Linked DNA regions of Homo sapiens: region 2 is linked to region 1. A link is an interaction called in ENCODE POLR2A ChIA-PET data of the cell type or tissue named here. Cell type or tissue: Panc1. All regions are shown on one strand. Links, peaks and the distances in the headings refer to the core of each region. The heading gives the core; the rest is flanking DNA.

Region 1 (9,839 bases), core at 571-8,570:
GCCGGCACGGGGAGAGCGAGCTCAACCTCAAGGGCCGGATTGGCGGGGACCCAGGACTGTCCCCTCGGGGCAGGGAGGTCAGTGCATGTGTCCCTGCGTGCGCACACGGGCCTGCATTTGTACCCTGCGTGGCTGGGTATATGCATGTGTGAGTGCGCTGGGGCTAGGCTCCCATTCTTTTAATGTGCAGTCGAGGTGAATGACCTTCATTCAACCTAGAATCTTCCCATCATGTAGGGAAGGTCATCAAGCAACAGGCAAATGCCTGGATCTCTGGTTTCCATGTGAGCTGTCACTCACTGAGCCCCTTTTGTCAGAGGCATGCCACCCTTAGAGCGACCTGAGTCCATACAGTGTAGCAGATAGCTGTGCCACAGTCCAGGGGAGACCTCAGTGGTCACGTAGCACAGGGCACCTGGTTGTGGGGAGGCAGTGGCCCTGATGAGTCTCAGCTGTAACTGTGCTGCTGTGCTCAGGGTCTGGGAGGGTGCACAGGAACAGCACTTGTGTTCTTGTGTGTCAGCATGTGTGTCATCGACAAGTTAGTTCATGCTTTTTACCAAACCTGTAGTGAGTGTTCAAGGCGAGGGTGATCTCATGGACCCTGCGGCTATGGGATGCTTTAAGGGCAGCCCAAGACCTGTGGGTCTGAGTTTGCTTATGATGTATTTCAGTTTGCCAAGAGTCTAGCCCAGTTCATCAGTGACCAAAATATCAAGGATCTGAAGGTCTGGACAAGCCAGATGAAGAGGACAATCCAGACGGCTGAGGCACTGGGTGTGCCCTATGAACAGTGGAAGGTCCTCAACGAGATCGATGCGGTAGTTACCGTCCCTCCCTCCCTGTCTACCTCCCAGATACCGCAGGGCTGCTGCATCATATTGTAACAACAGTGACCATTGCTCCCCTTGGGCAAAGGAGAGGAGAGAGAAAGGATACAGGAACCTAGGGGCTGGGAGCAGAGAGGAAAAGGCAGCCTAACAGGATGGGACCTTGGGTGAGCCCTAGACCATTCTCAGGAGTGAGCCTGGGAGTTGACACCTCAACCTCACTCTCCTCCCTCCCTGTGGCCTCCTGCTAGGGTTCCTCATGGTCTAGCTCAACAAGAAATCAGCGGCCACGGGAGCTTGGTAGCTGCAGTCAGCCATAGCCAACCTCCCAGGGATCTGGAGACACAAATGAGGTGAACCAGCACGGCCTTTGTCTCTTTAAAGATGCTGTTCTCGCCAGGTGCGGTGGCTCACCCTTGTAATCCCAGCACTTTGGGAGGCTGAGGCGGGCGGATCACCTCAAGTCAGGAGTTTGAGTCCAGCCTGGCCAACATGGTGAAACCCCATCTCTACTGAAAATACAAAAATTAGCCAGGCATGGTGGTGGGTACCTGTAATCCCACGTACTCGGGAGGCTGAGGCAGGAGAATTGCTTGAACCCAGGAGACAGAGGTTGCAGTGGGCTGAGATTGTGCCACTGCACTCCAGCCTGGGCAACAGAGTGATGTTCTGTCTCAAAAAAAAAAAAATGCTCTTCTGCTGACTTCTGGGTTGCATTGTTTCTAAGAGAAGTCTGTTGTCATTCTCATCTTTGCTCTTCTGGATATAATGTTACCTCCTTTTTCTCTGACTGCCTTTAATATTTTCTTTTCTTCTTTTTTTTTTTTTTTTCAAGACAAGATCTTACTCTGTCACCCAAGCTGGAGTGCTGTGGTGCAATCATAGCTCACTGTAGCCTCAACTTCCTGGGCTCAAGCCATCCTCCCATCTCAACCTCCTGACTAGCTGGGACTACAGGCACTTGCCACCATGCCAGGCTAATCTTTTCTAATTTTTGTAGAGACGGAGTCTCATGATGTTGCCTAGGCTGGAATATTTTCTCTTTATTGCTGATTTTTAGCAATTTGATTATGATGTATCTCAGTATGGTTTTCTTTATGTTTATCATCCTTGGGGTTTATTGAGATTCTCGGATTTCTGGGTTTCTAAATATAAAATGTGAAGAATTGTTGGCCATCATTTCTTCAAAGGTATTTTCTGCCACCCCTTCTCCCATCCTGGACTCCCACTCTGTGTGTGTTAGACTGTTTGGTATCATCCCACAGGTCACTGAACTTCTGGTTTTTTAATTTCTTCTGTTCATTTCTTCTCTGTCTTTTTTTCCTTCCGAGCTTTAATTTAGATAGTTTCTACTGCTATGTCTTCAAATTCACTTATCTTTACTTCTGCATTTTTATTAAACCCATCCAGTGAACTTTTCATATCAGATGTGGTGTTTTGAAGCTCCAGGAATTTCATTTTGTTCCTTTTTTGAATCTTCCATTATTTCTTCATTATGCTTGGCTCTGCAGTCCAGGAAGTGCCTCTGGGCAGTAAGCTGCTGCCTCCTCCCCTCAGCTTGCTTCCCTTCTCTCAAGGATCACAGTCCTGCCTAGTCTCGTGTCTAAAAACAGTTGTTTGATTTGTCCCTTTATTTATTTATTTTTTTGAGACGGAGGTTTGCTCCTGTTGTCCAGGCTGGAGTGCAATGGCACGATCTCGGCTCACTGCCACCTTCGTCTCCCGGGTTCAAGCGATTCTTGTGCCTCAGCCTCCAGAGTAGCTGGGATTATAGGCACCCGCCACCACACCAACTAATTTTTGTATTTTTAGTAGAGACAGGGTTTCACCACGTTGGCCAGGCTGGTCTTGAATTCCTGACCTCAGGCAATCCACCCACCTCAACCTCCCAAAGTTCTAGGATTACAGGTGTCAGCCACAGCGCCCTGCCAATTTGTCCTTTTTTAATAATAGTTGTTTTTGTTGGGGCCAGAGCAAATCTGGTACCAGTTGCTCCATCATGGCTTGGTCTTTATTATGGGTGGTTCCCATTTCAATATGAAAAGCTTTTTCTGTGGATATATACTTTGACTAATTTGAATATTACCACCCCTGCTTTTGTTTTTCCATTTTTTTTTACTGTGGTAAAATATGCATAACATAAAATTTACCATCATAGCTGTTTTGAAGTGTACGTTTCAGGAGTATGAAGTACATTTACATTGTTATGCAACTCTCACCACCATGCATCTCCAGAACTCTTTTAATCTTGTAAAACAGAAACTCTGTACCCACTGAACAATAACTCAAGCCAGATGTGCTGGCTCACACCTATAGTCCCAGGTACTTGGGAGGCTGAGGTGGGAGGATTGCTTGAGCCCATGAGTTTGAGGCTGTGGTGTGCTATGATTTCATTCACGATTGGCCCTTGCACTCCAGCCTGGACAACATAGTGAGACCCCATCTCTAAAAAAATTTTAAAAAGAAAAACAATAACTCTATTTGCTACTCCCAGCCCCTGGCAACCACTTTCTGTCTTTATGACTTTGACTACTTTATATACCTCATATAAGTGAAATCATATAGTATTTGTCTTTTTGTAACTGGTTACTTTAGTTAGCATAATATCCTCAAGGTTCATCCATGTTGTAGCTTGTGCAAGAGTTTCCTTCCTGTTTATTTTTTAAGACAGCATCTCACTCTGTCACCCAGGCTACAGTGCAATGTGGAAATCACTGCAGCCTCAAACTCCTAGACTCAACGATTCTCTTGCCTCCCTAGTAGCTGGGACTAACAAGTGCACACCACCATGCCTAGATAATTTTTTTATTTTTTGTAGAGAAGGGAGGCTCACTATATTGCCCAGGTTGGTCTCAAACTCCTAGCCTCAAGCGATTCTACCACTTTGGCCTCTCAAAGTGCTAGGATTACAAATGTGAACCATCACACCCAGCCTTAAGAATTTTCTTCCTTTCTAAGGCAGAATAAGATTCTATTGTATACCACATTTCGTGTATCCATTCATCTGCCAATGGACACTTGGACAGCTTCCACTTTTTAGCTATTGTGGATAATGCAGCTGTGAACATGGATACAAATGTCTCTTTGAGACCCTGCTCTCAATTCAATTCTTTTTGGTATAGACCTAGAAGTGGAATTGCCAGATCCTATGGTAATTCTGTTTTTATTATTTATTTATTTATTTATTTATTTTGAAACGGAATCTCGCTCTGTCGCCCAGGCTGGAGGGCAGTGGCATGATCTCAGCTCACTGCAACCTCCACCTCCCTGGTTCAAGCAATTCCCCTGCCTCAGCCTCCTGAGTAGCTGGGATTACAGGCCCACACCACGATGCCTAGCTAATTTTTTTTGTATTTTTAGTAGAGACAGGGTTTCACCATGTTGGCCAGACTGGTCTCAAACTCCCAACCTCAGGCAATCCACCCGCCTCGGCCTCCCAGAGTGCTGGGATTACAGGCGTGAGCCACCGCACCCGGCCTCTGTTTTTATTTTTTTGAGGAACTGCTGTACTGTTTCCCATAGCAGCTGCATCATTTTACATTTCTACCAGAAGTACACACAGGTTCCAATTTCTCCACATCCTTGTCAACACTTGTTGTTTTCTTTTCTTTTCTTTTTTTAATAGTAGCCATCCTAATGGGTGTGGTATTGCATCTTGGTTTTGATTTGTTATTCCTGCTTTCTGTCCATATATTTTTTCTTTTTTTTAAGTGACAGGGTCTTGCTCTGTTGTCCTGGCTGGAGTGCAATGGCACCATCATGGCTCACTGCAGCCTTGACCTCCCAGGTTCAAGTAATCCTCCCATCTTAGCCTCCCGAGTAGCTAGGACTACAGGCACACATCACCATACCCAGCTAAATTTAAAAAAAAAATTTTTTTTTGGCCGGGTGCGGTGGCTCATGCCTGTAATCCAAGCACTTTGGGAGGCCAAGGTGGGCAGATCACCTGAGGTCAGGAGTTGGAGACCTGGGAGGCGGAGGTTGTGGTGAGCTGAGATCACGCCACTGCACTCCAGCCTGGGTAACAAGAGCAAAACTCCCTCTCAAAATTAAAAAAAAAAAAAAAAAATTTCTGCTTCCCGGGTTCAAGTGATTCTCTTGCCTCAGCCTCCCGAGTAGCTGGGATTACAGGAATGAGCCACCAAGCCCAGCTAATTTTGTATTTTTAGTAGAGACGGAGTTTCTCCATGTTGGTCAGGCTGGTCTTGAACTCCTGACCTCAGGTGATCCCACCTCGGCCTCCCAAATTGCTGGTATTACAGTCATGAGCCACTGCCCCTGTCCTAAATTTAAAAAATTTTTAGAGATGTGGTCTTGCTGTGTTGCCCAGGGTGGTCTTGAACTCCTGGGTTCGAGTGATCTCCTTCCTTGGCCTCCCAAAGTGCTGGGATTACAGGCATGAACCACCATGCCCAACCTGTCCATATTTTTTTATTATATTTTTTCCCTTTTATTTTTAACATTTTTGTATCATTTTCTTTAGAATAAAGAGCATAGGCCAGGCGCAGTGGCTCATGCCTGCAATCCCAGCACTTTGGGAGACTGAGGTGGGTGGATCACTTGACATCAGGAGTTTGAGACCAGCCTGTCCAAGATGGTGAAACCCTGTCTGTACTAAAAATGTAAAAAGTAGCTGAGCGTGGTGGCGCATGCCTGTAATCCCAGCTACGTGGGAGGCTGAAGCAGGAGAATTGCTTGAACCCAGGAGGAGGAGGTTGCAGTGAGCCAAGATATGTCACTACACTCCAGCCTGGGTGACAGAGCAAGACTCTGTCTCAAAAACAAAAGAAAAGAAAACAAAACAAAACAAAACAAAAGCATATACTTGCTTTGAGTTTTAGCCTAGCCCAAGAGCTTTTTTCATCAAGGCATCTGCAACCACTTAGGTTTATTATTATCATTACTGGTATGTTTGATCTTGTTTTCAATACCTTGGAATTTTCTCTTTATTCCAATTTTTCTGTGTAGATATGATCTTTTTTGTTATTTGAAAGGTAGGCAATGTTTTTATTCCAATAGTCTTTACCTTAAAGCTTTTCAAAGACATTCTCAGGCTGGATGCACATAATTGAAATATACTTAACAAAGCTCATACTGTCACAGGAAAATAATTTTTGACCTTCTGTTGGGAAAGATGATGTTGTATTATTGCCATTCATTTCCTTTTTGCTCTGTTTTTTCGATGTAATTGGGCAGAGTACAGCATCATGGTTTTATTTTATTTTATTTTTATTTATTTATTTATTTTTTGAGACCAAATCTCACTCTGTTTCCCAGGCTGGAGTGTAGTGGTGCAATCTCAGCTCACTGTAACCTCTACCTCCCGGGTTTAAGTGATTCTCGTGCCTCAGCCTCCCGAGTAGCTGGGACTACAGTTGTGAGACACCATGCCTGGCTAATTTTTGTATTTTTAGTAGAGACAGGGTTTCACCATGTTGGCCAGGCTGGTCTTGAACTCTTGACCTCAGGTGATCCACCCGCCTTGGCCTCCCAAAGTGCTGGGATTACAGGTATGAGCCACTATGCCTGGCCTATTTTATTTTATTTTTGAAACAGGGTCTGGCTCTGTCACCCAGGCTGGAGCGCAGTAGCACCATCTCAGCTCACTGCAACCTCCGCCTCCTGGACTCAAGCCATCTTCCCACCTCAGCCTCCTGAGTAGCTGGGACCACAGGTGTGCAACACTACGCCTGGCTAATTTTTGTATTTTCTGTAAAGATGGGGCTTCACCATATTGCCCAGGCTGGTTTCAAACTCCTGAACTCAAGTTGTGGTTTTATTTTTTATCTATTCTTTCTCTTCAGAATTGATAATCTCTTTCAAAAAAGTAAGCAATTTTTATAACTCATTTTGTAGCTCATTTAACCCATTTTGTGCTTGGTGGGGGTTATCCAGCCACTGATTTCTTTCTCACACAAACAGCAGCTACCTGAGGCAGGTTATAGGACAGTGTCTTCCCTCCAAATATATAGATTTGATGCTAACATTCAGTTTTGCAGAGAAGCCTGCAGCCACCCCAGTTTTTTTCCTTTGAAGTTAATCTGATTATTTTCCAAGATGCTTGTGGATTTCCTTCATCTTTCAAGTTTTGAAACTATTACAGTTTTTATGATCCATTAATCATCTTTCCATGTTTATCTTCTGATAAACAGCCTTGGGCTTGTCTTCTATTCCAACATTATGACTTTTTCTTAGTTTAATCCACAATTTATTGCCTTATAGTTCCTTTAAAAAAATGATAGCTTTATTGAGATATAATTCATATACCATAGAATTCACCCATTTAAAATATACAGTTCAGGCCATTTGTGGTGGCGCACACCTGTAATCCCAGCTACTCGGGGGGCTGAGGCAGGAGAATCACTTGAACCCAGGAGGTGGAGGTTGCAGTGAGCTGAGATCGTGCCATTACACTCCAGCCTTGGAGACAAGGCGAGACTCAGTCTCTAAAAAAATAAATAAATAAATAAATAAATAAATAAGTATACAGTTCAGTGGTTTTTAGTGTGTTCAGAGTTGTGCAACCATCACCACAATCAGTTTTAGAACATTTCATCACCCCAGATAGAAATCCTGTGCCCATCAACAGTCACTTCCCATTTCCCTCTAACCCTTCCTTCTGCCTTAAGCTACCACTAATGTTTTCAAGGTTTATTCGTGTAGCATGTAGCAGTATTTCATTCCTTTACATTGCCAAATAACATCCTATTATATAAATATACCACACATTATGTATCCATTCATCAGTTGATGGGCATTTGAGTTGTTGCCACTTTTGGGCTATGTGGATAATGCTGCTGTGAACATTCATGTCCAAGGTGTTTTCTATGTTTGTTTGTTTGAGACAGGGTCTTGCTTTGTTGCCCAGGCTGAGTGCAGTAGCACGATCTTAGCTCACTGCAGCCTCCATCTCCTGGGCTCAAGCAATCCTCCCACCTCTGTCTCCCAAGTAGCTGGGACTACAGGAACTCGCCACCACACCCAGCTAATTTTTGTATTTGTTTGTAGAGATGGGGTTTCATCATGTTGCCCAGGCTGGTCTCAAACTCCTGGGCTCAAGAGATCTACCTGCCTTGGCCTCCCAAAGTGCTGGGATTACAGACATGAGCCACCGCATCCGGCATAAGTTTTTGTGCGGACTTATATTTTTATTTCTCCTCACTGTACGCTAGGAGTAGAATTGCTGGGTCATATGGTAATTATACATTCAACCTTTTCAGAAACTGCCACACTGTTTCGCCATCTCACATTCCCTCCCGCAGTGTGTGAGGGCTCTGATTTCTCCACATACCCGCCTGCGCTTGTTACCATCAGTCTTGGTTGTAGCCGTCCAACATGGGAACTCAGTTTAGCCACATTCTCTGCCACTTTATAACATGGATTACCTTTTCTCTAGGGTCCAGGAAAAGGTACCTCATTTCCCCTTGTGGGCTCACAGAGGCACCTTTAATGTTCATATTTCTATCAACGTTCTTTTCATGATGATATATGTGCTCTTTACGATGGTGGAAGCTGGCCGGGCGTAGTGGCTCATGACTGTAATCCCAGCACTTTGGGAGGCCGAGATGGGCAGATCACATGAGGCCAGGAGTTCGAGACCAGCCTGGTCAACATGGCGAAACCCCGTCTCTACTAAAAATACAAAAAATTAGCCAGCCATGGTGGCCTGTGCCTGTAATCCCAGCTACTCAGGAGGCTGAGGCAGGAGAATTGTTTAAACATGGGAGGCAGAGGTTGCAGTGAGCTGAGATTGCACCACTGCACTCCAGCCTGGGCAACAGAGTGAGACCCTGTCTCAAAAAAAAAAAAAAAAAAAAAGATGATGGACGCTTTCTCTGTCATCCTCTTCACTTCCTTCTGTGCCTTCACCAGAATAATCTTTAATGTCTAAATTTCTACTAACAGTCTCTTCAAGACAGTCTAAGCTTTTTATCATGCACCACAAAATTCTTCCAGCCTCTACCCACTATCCCATTTCATAACCACTTCCACATTTTTAGTTCTTTATTACAGCAGCCAGCAGCACTTCACCTCCTGGTACCAAAATATGTGTTAGTATTCAAGTGTGGTGGCGCACACCTGTAGTCCCAGCTACTTGGGAGGCTGAGGTGGGAGGATCACCTGAGCCTGGGAAGTTTGAGGCTGCAGTGAGCCAAGATCACACCACTGGACTCCAGCCTGTGTGACAGAGTAAGACTGTCTCAAAAAAAAAAAAAAAACCACTAAATGTTAAAAAAAAAAAAAGTATTAGTTTACTAGGGCTGCCGTAACAAAGCACTACAGGTGAGTGGCTTAAAACAACATGAATTGATTCTCTCACAGTTCTGGAGGCTAGAAGTCTGAAATCAAGGCGTCAGCGGGGCCATGCTCCCTCTGAAGGTGCTAATAAAGAACGCTTCCTCACCTCTTCCTAGTTTCCAGTTGTTGCTGGTAATCCTTGGTATTTCTTGGCTCATAGCCTCATCACTCCAATCCCACCTCTGTCCACGGTCATCACATGGCTTTCTTCCCTATGTATGTCTGTCTGTGCCTTCACATGACATTCTTTTTTTTTTTTTTTTTGAGATGGAGTCTCGCTCTGTCACCCAGGCTGGAGTGCAGTGGCATGATCTCAGCTCCCTGCAATCTCTGCCTCCCGGGTTCAAGAGATTCTTCTGCCTCAGCCTCCCAAGTAGCTGGGACTACAGGCGTGAGCCACCACGCCTGGCTAATTTTTGTATTTTTTTAGTAGAGACGGGGTTTCACCATATTGGCCAGGCTGGTCTCAAACTCCTGACCTCATGATCCACCTGCCTCAGCCTCCCAAAGTGCTGGGATTACAGGCATGAGCCACTGTGCCCGGCCTACATGGCGTTCTTAAAAGGACACCAATGACTGGATTTAGGACCCACTCTAATCCAATATGTCCCCATCTTTTTTTTTTTTTTTTTGAGACAGAGTCTCATTCTCTTCCCCAGGCTGGAGTGCAGTGGCGTAATCTTGGCTCACTGCAATCTCCACCTCTTGGGT
Region 2 (9,839 bases), core at 842-8,841, 200 kb after region 1:
TAATTTTTGTAATTTTAGTAGAGATGGGGTTTCACCATGTTAGCTAAGCTGGTATTGAACTCCTGGCCTCAAGTGACGTCCCTGACTCAGCCTCCCAAAGTGCTAGGATTATAGGCATGAGCCACTGCGCTCGGCCTAAAGTCTGATTTCTAAGAGATGAATTCAGAGTTTTTCCTGGGGATTCTAAGTATTAGCACAAAAAGATGATTCTTAACCATGTCTATTTATGTGAGATTCTGAAGTGTGGCCCGCACTATCTTAAGTCCTAACCTGGAGGTGCCTACCATGCCAAATGAAGGTAAATTAAGATTTTTCTGTGATTCATTGAAACCTGGCCACGTGTAAGGGAAAATTAGTCTTAATATTTTCTTTCCAGTGCCCCATCAGGAGAGCCTCACTTTCTTTTCATGTGTCAAATGACTGGTTTGGATTAGATTTCAGCAACCTTCAGGGTCTGACATTCTCGATTCTCAGTGATTAGTACTTGGGGAATTTAAAGTGATTGTTTAAAATATTAAATTTTAGTAATAATTTCATGTGTCATGTTAAATTTTATTAAAATATATGCATACAAAATATATGCATGCAAAGTACCTATATTTTGTATGCATACATATATTTTAATAAAATTTAACATGAATATATATATATTTTTTTGAGACAAGGTCATTCTCTGTCACCCAGGCTGGAGTACAGTGGTGTGAGCTCAGCTCACTGTAGCCTCAAACTTGTGGGCTCAAGCAATCCTCCAACCTCAGCCTCCCTGAGTAGCTGGGACTACAAGCACACACCACCACACCTGGCTAATTTTTTAATTTTTTTGTACAGACAGGGGTATTGTTATGTTGCCGAGGCTGATCTTGAACTCCTGGCCTCAAGTGATCTTCCTGTCTTGGCCTCCCAAAGCCTTGAATTACAAGCATGAGCCACTGTGCCCGGCTTAAAAAATATTTAAATATATATGATACATATAAACATTTACGATACCATGCCCATTCCAGAGTAGGCACTGAATAAATGTTTTCTTCAACTCTCTATATACTGCCTTTGTAATTATTATTATTATTTTTGTCATTTAATAAGCTAAGTAAGCTCTTGACTGTATCATTCATTTGAAAAACCAGTCAGGCAGCACTGACTAAATTGCCTGTAAACTGAGGCAAACGTTGTCTTTCTGAGCTTCTACCTGCTTGCCTCTTTCATTGGATAGGCAGATAAAAGGGAAACTATGCTAAGAACTTTTCTTAAAAGGACTTTGCCTGGTGTTGAGGAATCCACAAGCATTCAACCTAGCACAAGTAAAATATGCGGTGAGTTGGGTAAGGATGCACAAAAATTTGGACATGTTTCAGAAGGGTAAGAATTAGGGCATGAATCCTCTACCATTGCCACGGTTCACCTATAGGTCACCAAACTTTTGGTGTCCTAATTTCAAACCTCAAGAGAAGATGCCTAGAACAGGAGTAACCACAGAGTTTACTCCTTTCCAGAGCTTACCATTCATCTAAAGGTGGAAATAATCACTCAACGAATGAATGCATTCCCAATAACATTTCTGGTGGAGATCATTGAAATGGAGATCTATAAAGCAAGATAAGGGAATCAAATAATGGAATAAAATATGTATTAAGTCAGGGAGAGTTTCACTGAAGAGATTAGCTCAGCAGAGAACACTTCTTACTTCCTAATGTGATGATCTGTCCTGGAGAATGGTCCATGTGTGGTTAGGAACGTGTATTCTGCAGCTGTTGAATGAAATATTCTATAAATGTCTGTTAGGTCCTTTTTGTATACGGTGTAGTTTCAGCCCAATATTTCTTTGTTGACTTTCTGTCTGGATATTTCAACTGTTGTGACTGAGGAAGTGGGCTGGCTAGCTGCCACGGGCAAGGAGACTAGGTGAGTGCCTGTGACAGATGCTCTCTGGTGGTTCAGGGCCAACTCCAGGCCAGCTGTCAATCCTAGAGTGGGTGCTTGGGGCCCAGTGGCTGCAGGGGCCTCCCTGCGGTGTAGGTCAGCCAGTGTCCCTGGGTGATAGTGTGCCTTGTGGGTTTGGGCTTAGGATCCCAGTCATTCCTTTGGACCTACACTCTGGGCATCCAGGGTTTTGGTGCTGCAGGTACCCATGTAAATTTAGTGGAATTACGGCAGGACCTCAGGGATGGAGGGTTTTGCGGCTACTGGCCCCCAGGTATGCCGCACTACAGATAGGGGTCCCGTTTCAAGATGGCCCCATGCTAGCCGTTAAGGTCACGGGGATTGGGGATGTCAAGGGGGTTCCTGCTTTGGGATAATGTAGCCATGCAGACTCCTGGCAACTGTTCACATTGAACTCTGCCCCGTGAGGACAGGGGCAGTTGGGGGACACTCCTGTAGCAATGACTTCTGGCATCTGTGGTGGTGATGGGGACAGCCAAGGGTCTTCAGCTTACCTTTTCCCTGGAAGAAGTCCTCCCTGGCTCCCATCTGATCCTGGCAGGGGAGACAGTGTGCAGAGGCAGATGCCTCACTCCCCACCCTATGGCCCTATCCTGGGCTCCCATGCTCTGCAAGAGTTTCGCTCTTCTCCTGGTGCTCTCACATGCGCTTCCTCAACCACTCTAGACAAAATATAGTTGGTTATTTATTGTTTTGCTTCCTTTTTGGGGGCGGGAAGTAGGGGAGGAACAAGAGCCAGGCAACTCTAGTGTAAGCCATCTTGCTGACCTCACTCGCCTATCACAATGTTATTTCTGGTATAAAATTTGGAAGAACTTCCAAGACTTAAGTGACACTGCTATATAAAACTCTTTCAATTCCCGTCTACTTACTTATTGTAAACATGATTTTTCAGTGTGTGGAAAACAAAGAATAAATATAGAACTGATGTTGAGTCCTGAGTCATTCTAGCAACAAGTAATATTCAAGGGTAGATATTTAAACTAACTGAAAAGCATCAGCAAGCGTCAACCATGTATTACTCTGTTCTGGCACTGCTTTAAAGAAATATGTGTGGCCGGGCACAGTGACTCACGCCTGTAATCCCAGCACTTTGGGAGGCCAAGGTGGGTGGATCACTTGAGGTCAGGAGTTCAAGACCAGCTTGGCCAACATGGTGGCCAAGTGTCTCTACTAAAAATACAAAAATTTGCCAGGTGTAGTGGTGCATGCCTGTAATCCCAGCTACTCGGGAGGCTGAGGCAAGAGAATCGCTTGAACCCAGGAGGTGGCAGTTGCAGTGAGCCGAGATTGCGCCACTGCACTCCAGCCTGGGCGACAGGGTGAGACTCCGTCTCAAGAAAAAAAAAGAAAGAAAGAAATACGTGAAACCAGGTAATTTATAAAGAGAAGAGGTTTAATTGGCTCATGGTTCCACAGGCTGTATAGACTTCTACTTTTGGGGAGGCCTCAGTAAACTTACAATCATGGCAGAAGGCAAAGCAGGAAGGAGGCATCTCACATGGCTGGAGCAGGAGGAAGAGAACGAATGGGGAGGTGCTATACACCTTTAAACAACCAGTTATTGCAAGAACTTGCTACCAGGAGAACAGCACCAAGGGGGATGGTGTTAAACTATGAGAAACCACCGCTGTGATCTAGTCACCTCCCACCAGGCCCCACCTCCAACATTGGGGATTACAATGTCACATGATATTTGGTGGGGACACAGATCCAAACCAAATCAATCCATCACAGTAAGAAATGTATACTTACGCTGGACGCGGTGGCTCATGCCTGTAATCCCAGCACTGTGGGAGGCTGAGGCACATGGATCACGAAGTCAGGAGTTCGAGACCAACCTGGCCAACATGGTGAAACCCCATCTCTACTAAAAATACAAAAATTAGCTGGGCATGGTGGCGTGTGCCTGTAATCCAGCTACTCAGGAGGCTAAGGCAGGAGAATCACTTGAATCCGGGAGGTGGAGGTTGCAGTGAGCTGAGATTGCACCACTGCACTCCAGCCTGGGGGACAGAGTGAGACTCCATCTCAAAAAAAAAAAAAAAAAGAAAAGAAATAAATCTACCTCTACATCAAATAACTATCAAATTTTATAGTATACCTATGTTTTGATTGACATGTACTACTAACTGTGATAATAACTCAGTTCAAGAGAAACAGATTAAAACTTTATATCCTATGATCCCAGGAACTTTGAAAAATCCATTTATTTGCATATTTCTGATGATGAAAAGTAGAAAAGCATGATCAGTAACTCACCATCAAGCATAACATTGAAATAAAAGTTACATGGAGAAAGCAGAATGAAACGTTCATTCAAGGAGAAAAAGAAATGACATACAATTTCTAACTGAGTTCATCCATGTGGCTTTCAAATATACAATGTAAAATCAAATTGCCATAGAATGTAAATTCCATGGGTTATGTCTAAGATAATGATTTTTATTTTAAAATAGTAATATTTAAACTAGGCCAGTAATTGAGTTATTTGTAACTATTTAAACTTTTTTTTTAAGACAGTTTTGCAGGCAACCCCCTTTGGGTCCCCTCCTTTGTATGGGAGCTCTGTTTTCACTCTATTAAATCTTGCAACTGCACACTCTTCTGTTCCATGTTTGTTCCGGCTCGAGCTGAGCTTTCACTCACTCTCCACCACTGCTGAAAGCCAACGTCGCTGACCCACCATTGGCTTCCACACCTCCGGATTGGGCAGGGTGGCTGCTATGCTTCTGATCCAGCGAGGTGCCCATTGCCACTCCCAATCAGGCTAGAGGCTCGCCATTGTCCCTGCATGGCTAAGTGCCTGGGTTCATCCTAATCGAGCTAAACACTAGTCGCTGGGTTCCAGGGTTCTCTTCCGTGACCGACGGCTTCTAATAGAGCTATAACACTCACTGCATGTCCCAAGTTTCCATTCCTTGGAATCCGTGAGGCCAAGAACCCCAGGTCAGAGAACAAAAGGCTTGCCGCCATCTTGGGAGCGGCCTGCCACCATCTCAGGAGCTCTAAGAACAAAGACCTGCCTGGTAACAGCTGTTGGCCCGTACAGGTATTCTCCAAAGTGGTGAGTAATATTGAACCACTTTAGCTTGCTATCCTGTCCTATCCTTCCTTAGAATCAGAGGAAATACCGGGCACCTGTCAGCCAGTTAAAAATGATTAGCATGGCCACTGGACTTAAGACTCAGCTGTGAGGCTTTCTGGGAAAAGGCTTTCTAACAACCCCCAACCCTTTGGGGTTAGGAGCGTTGGTCTGCCTGGAACCAGCTTCCGCTTTCACAATTTCCTGGGGGGAAGCCGAGGGCCGACTAGAGGCAGAAAGCTGTCGTCCTGAACTCCCGGCATTGGCTGGTTGAGATCATGGTGCAGCCAGAAGTCTCTACTCAACAGTTGCCCACGTGTGCACCCCTACCTTTCCTTCTGACCCATACCTCCTGGGTCCCGACCATGACTTTCTTGAAAGTGTAGCCCCAAAAATTCTCCTTACCTCTGAATCTACTTCCTCCAATCCCTGCCTCCTAGGTACTAATGCTTCAGACTTTCATTTCCTCTCCCAAGTATTAGAGCAAGTTGTATCTCCAAAGAGATCTAAGGAAGCTCTATGCTGTGGCCTTAGATATCTAGGCTATGAACCCAGGGAGTCTTGCCCCTGGTGTCCCTCCCAATTTAGGTATATAGCTGTCAACATGGGCTGTTATGTGGGACCCATTCCCCACCACCCTTGCCAGGGCCCCAAGTTTGTAAATAGCTAGGAAGATCGCTCTCCCATTGTGTAAGATGCTCTCCTCCCCTAATTTCTACCCAGTTTACTACCCCCTGCAATACAATCTCCAAGCCTTGGCTCCTTGGCCAGGCCCTTAGAACTGATAACCCAGTATTTTAACAACTGGAACTGAGTCTACAACAACATAATAGATCAGGATGAAAACGAATTTGAGTAAATTAAAGGGAGGCACATGTTCCTATAGTGGCAAACTGGGGCAACAAGTGAACGTCCTTCCACTGCGTTTCCAAAATCCATCTAAAAAAAGACAGACAGAGAGAGGAAGAGGCAGAAAGTCAAAGAGAGAAAGAAAGAAAAAAGGGAAAGAGAGAGGTAGTAAAGAAAAAACAGTGTACCCTATTCCTTTAAAAGCCAAGGTAAATTTAGAACCTATAATTGATAATTAAAGGTCTTCTCCACGACCCTATAATACTCCAATACTACCTTGTTGTCAGTGTAAACAAGGGCGTAGCCCGAAAACACTGAGACCACTGACAACCCATAGCCTTCCTATCAAAAATCCTGAACCCAGTAACCCGTGGATGGCCCAAATGCATTCAATCTGTAGTGGCAACTGCTTTGCTAACAGAATAAAGTAGAAAAATAACCTTTAGAGGAAACCTCATTGTGAGCACACCTCACCAGTTCAGAACAATCCTAAGACCAAAAAAAAAAAAAAAAAAAGGTAGCTTACTAGCTCAAAATTCTTAAAGTATGGGGCTATTCTGTTAGAAAAAGGTGATTTAACACCAACCACTGATAATTCCCTTAACCCAGCAGATTTCCTAACAGGGGATTTAAATCTTAATTGCCATGCAAAGGTCCAACCAGACCTAGGAGGAACTTCCTTTAGGATAGGACGATAGATGGTTCCTCCCAGGCGATTGAGGAAAAAACCACAATGGGTATTCAGTAATTGATAAGGAAACTCTTGTGGAAGCAGAGTTAGGAGAATTGCCTCATAATTGGTCTGCACAAACTGCGAGCTGTTTGCACTCAGCCAAGCCTTAAAGTACTTACAAAAAGAGCAAGCCCATCTTTTTCTCCTCGCTCTCCTTCTCGTAGGAAAAAGGCACATAGGATAAACAGGAGCCATCTCTCATATTTCGTACCCAAAAGGACTTAATCCAGGGCAACAAAATCTTAAGTTCGATAATTAAGGCATATTCCTACAAAGGAAAAGGACAAAGGCCCTAGTGGGCAAAAACTCTATCTCAATCCTGACTCAAAAGGTTACCTACACCCTCTCTGAAACGAATTTGCATAAGAACTGTTGTTTATGAAAATGCATCTTGATGGGGCAACTGGGTTGTTATGAAATACTCAGAAACCCAGCCCAGCTCTAGAACTCACTCCTGAGTGCAAAGGCAATGTCAGGCACGCTGGTAAAGGACCACTAGAATCCAGCAGCCCAGACCCCTTTCTTTGTGGTCAAGAAGGGCAGGAAAACAGGTGCAGGACTGCTACATCGGTGAGTGTAACTAATCTGATAAGCAGAGGTCCGTGGGTGGTTACGCACCCTGAAAAGGAATAAGCATTAGGACCACAGAGGACGCTCTAGGACTAATGCTCATCAGAAAATGACTAGGGGTGCTGGCATCCCTATGTTCTTTTTAAACGTTCCCCCCTCCCAGGCAAAAACGCCCCTAAGATGTATTCTAGAGAATTAGGACCAATTTGACCCTCAGATGCTAAGAAAGAAACGACTTATATTCTTCTGCAGTACCCCTGGCCACAATATCCTCTTCAAGAGGGAGAAACATGCCCTCCAAGGGAAGTATAAATTATAACACCATCTTACAGCTAGACTTCTTTTGTAGAAAATAGGGCAAATGGAGCGAAGTGCCATATGTGCAAACTTTCTTTTCATTAAGAGACAACTCACAATTATGTTAAAAGTGTGATTTATGCCCTACAGGAAGCCCTCAGAATCTACCCCCCTGCCCCGGCGTTCCCCCGGCTCCTTCCCCAACTAATAATGACCCCCCTTCAACACAAACGGTGCCAAAGGAGATAGAGAAAGGGGTAAACAATGAACCAAAGAGTGCCAATATTCCCAGATTATGCCCCCTTGAAGTGGTGGGAGGAGGAGAATTCAGCCCAGAGTGTGTGTACCTTTTTCCCTCTCAGACTTGAAGCAAATTAAAATAGACCTAGGTAAATTCTCAAATAACCCTGATGGCTATATTGATGTTTTACAAGGGTTAGGACAATCCTTTGATCTGACATGGAGAGACATAATGTTACTGCTAGATCAGATACTAACCCCAAATGAGAGAAGTGCCGCTATAACTGCAGCCCAAGAGTTTGGCAATCTCTGGTATCTCAGTCAGGTCAATGATAGGATGACAACAGAGGAAAGAGAACGATTCCCCACAGGCCAGCAGGCAGTTCCCAGTGTAGACCCTCAATGGGACGCAGAATCAGAATGTGGAGATTGGTGCCGCAGACATTTGCTAACTTGCATGCTAGAAGGACTAAGAAAAACTAGGAAGAAGCCTATGAATTATTCAATGATGCCCACTATAACACAGGGAAAGGAAGAAAATCCTACTGCCTTTCTGGAGAGACTAAGGGAGGCATTGAGGAAGCATACCTCTCTGTCATCTGGATCTATTGAAGGCCAACTAATCTTAAAGGGTAAGTTTATCACTCAGCTGCAGACATTAGAAAAAAACTTCAAAATCCGCCTTAGGCCTGGAACAAAACTTAAACTAAGAACTTGGCCTCAGTTTTTATAATAGAGATCAGAAGGAGCAGGCAGAACTGGACAAACGGGATAAAAAGAAGGCCACCGCTTTAGTCATGGCCTTCAGGCAAGTGGACTTTGGAGGCTCTGGAAAAGTGAAAGGCTGGGCAAATCGAATGCCTAATAGGGATTTGATTCCAGTGCGGTCTACAAGGACACTTTAAAAAAGATTGTCCGAATAGAAATAAGCCACCCCCTCATCCATGCCCCTTATTTCAAGGGTATCACTGGAAGGCCCACTGCCCCAGGGGATGAAGGTCCTCTGAGTCAGAAGCCACTAACCAGATGATCCAGCAGCAGGACTGAGGGTGCCTGGGGCAAGCGCCAGCCCCTGGCATCACCCTCCCCAGGTATGCTTGACCACTGAGGGCCAGGAGGTTAACTGTCTGCTGGACACTAGCGCGGCCTTCTCAGTCTTACTCTCCTGTCCCAGACAACTGTCCTCCAGATCTGTCACTATCCGAGGGGTCCTAGGACAGGCAGTCACTAGATACTTCTCCCAGACACTAAGTTGTGACTAGGGAACTTTACCATTTTCACATACCTTTCTAATTATGCCTGAAAGCCCCATTCCCTTGTTAGGGAGAGACATTCTAGCAAAAACAGGGGCCATTATACACTAGAATTAGGAGAAGAAAAAAAGGTAAATATCTATACAGACTCTAAGTATGCTTACCTAGTCCTCCATGCCCACGCAGCAATATGGAGAGAAAGAGAATTCCTAACTTCTGAGGGAACACCTATCAAATATCAGGAAGCCATTAGAAGATTATCATTGGCTGTACAGAAACCTAAAGAGGTGGCAGTCTTACACTGCAGGAGTCATCAGAAAGGAAAGGAAAGGGAAATAGAAAGGGAACCGCCAAGCAGATATTGAAGCCAAAGAGCCACAAGGCAGGACCCTCCATTAGAAAGGCTTATAGAAGGACCCCCTAGTATAGGGTAATCCCCTCCGTGCCGCTATACTACCAGTAGCTCCCCTTACCAAGAGCTTCTATGGAGAATGCGGCTTCCCGGAAATATTGAAGCCCCATCTTATAGGAGTTTTTCTAAAGGAAACCCCACTTTCAGCCCCACACCCATATGCCCCTGAACTTCAGGCCATACATTTCAATCCCTGTATCTTTAACCTCCTTGTTAAGTTTGTCTCTTCCAGAATCAAAGCTGTAAAACTACAAATGTTCTTCAAATGGAGCCCCAGATGCAGTCCCTGACTAAGATCTACCAGGGATCCTTGGACCGGCCTGCTAGCCCATGCTGTGATATTGATGACATCAAAGGCACCCCTCCCTAGGAAATCTCAACTGCACGACCCCTACTATGCCCCAGTTGAGCAGGAAGCAGTTAGAGCAGTTGTCAGCCAATCCCCCCAACAGCACTTGGGTT

What was found. ChIA-PET counts read pairs that join two places held together with the same protein. Peaks named below come from ENCODE experiments on the same cell type or tissue, not always from the same donor. Only the 100,000 strongest peaks of a DNase experiment are listed, where the experiment ranks them.
Region 2: POLR2A ChIA-PET joins it to region 1 with 10 read pairs; 2 of 35 experiments call an interaction of 5 or more read pairs at or near these places.

What each region holds. Positions count from the first base shown.
Region 1 is chr3:48,526,494-48,536,332 of GRCh38, reverse strand. It overlaps PFKFB4 (6-phosphofructo-2-kinase/fructose-2,6-biphosphatase 4), which reads left to right. Exons shown (of 14, transcript NM_004567.4): 8 at 1-77; 9 at 675-821. Among named protein-coding and RNA genes, the nearest start is that of MIR6823, 19 kb to the left of the region's middle. In Panc1, for the core only: no CTCF peak of the experiment used is centred there; no DNase peak of the experiment used is centred there.
Region 2 is chr3:48,330,871-48,340,709 of GRCh38, reverse strand. It overlaps SPINK8 (serine peptidase inhibitor Kazal type 8 (putative)), which reads left to right and starts at 7,049. Exons shown (of 8, transcript NM_001080525.3): 1 at 7,049-7,175; 2 at 8,239-8,344. RefSeq lists a silencer at 6,504-6,704. In Panc1, for the core only: no CTCF peak of the experiment used is centred there; no DNase peak of the experiment used is centred there.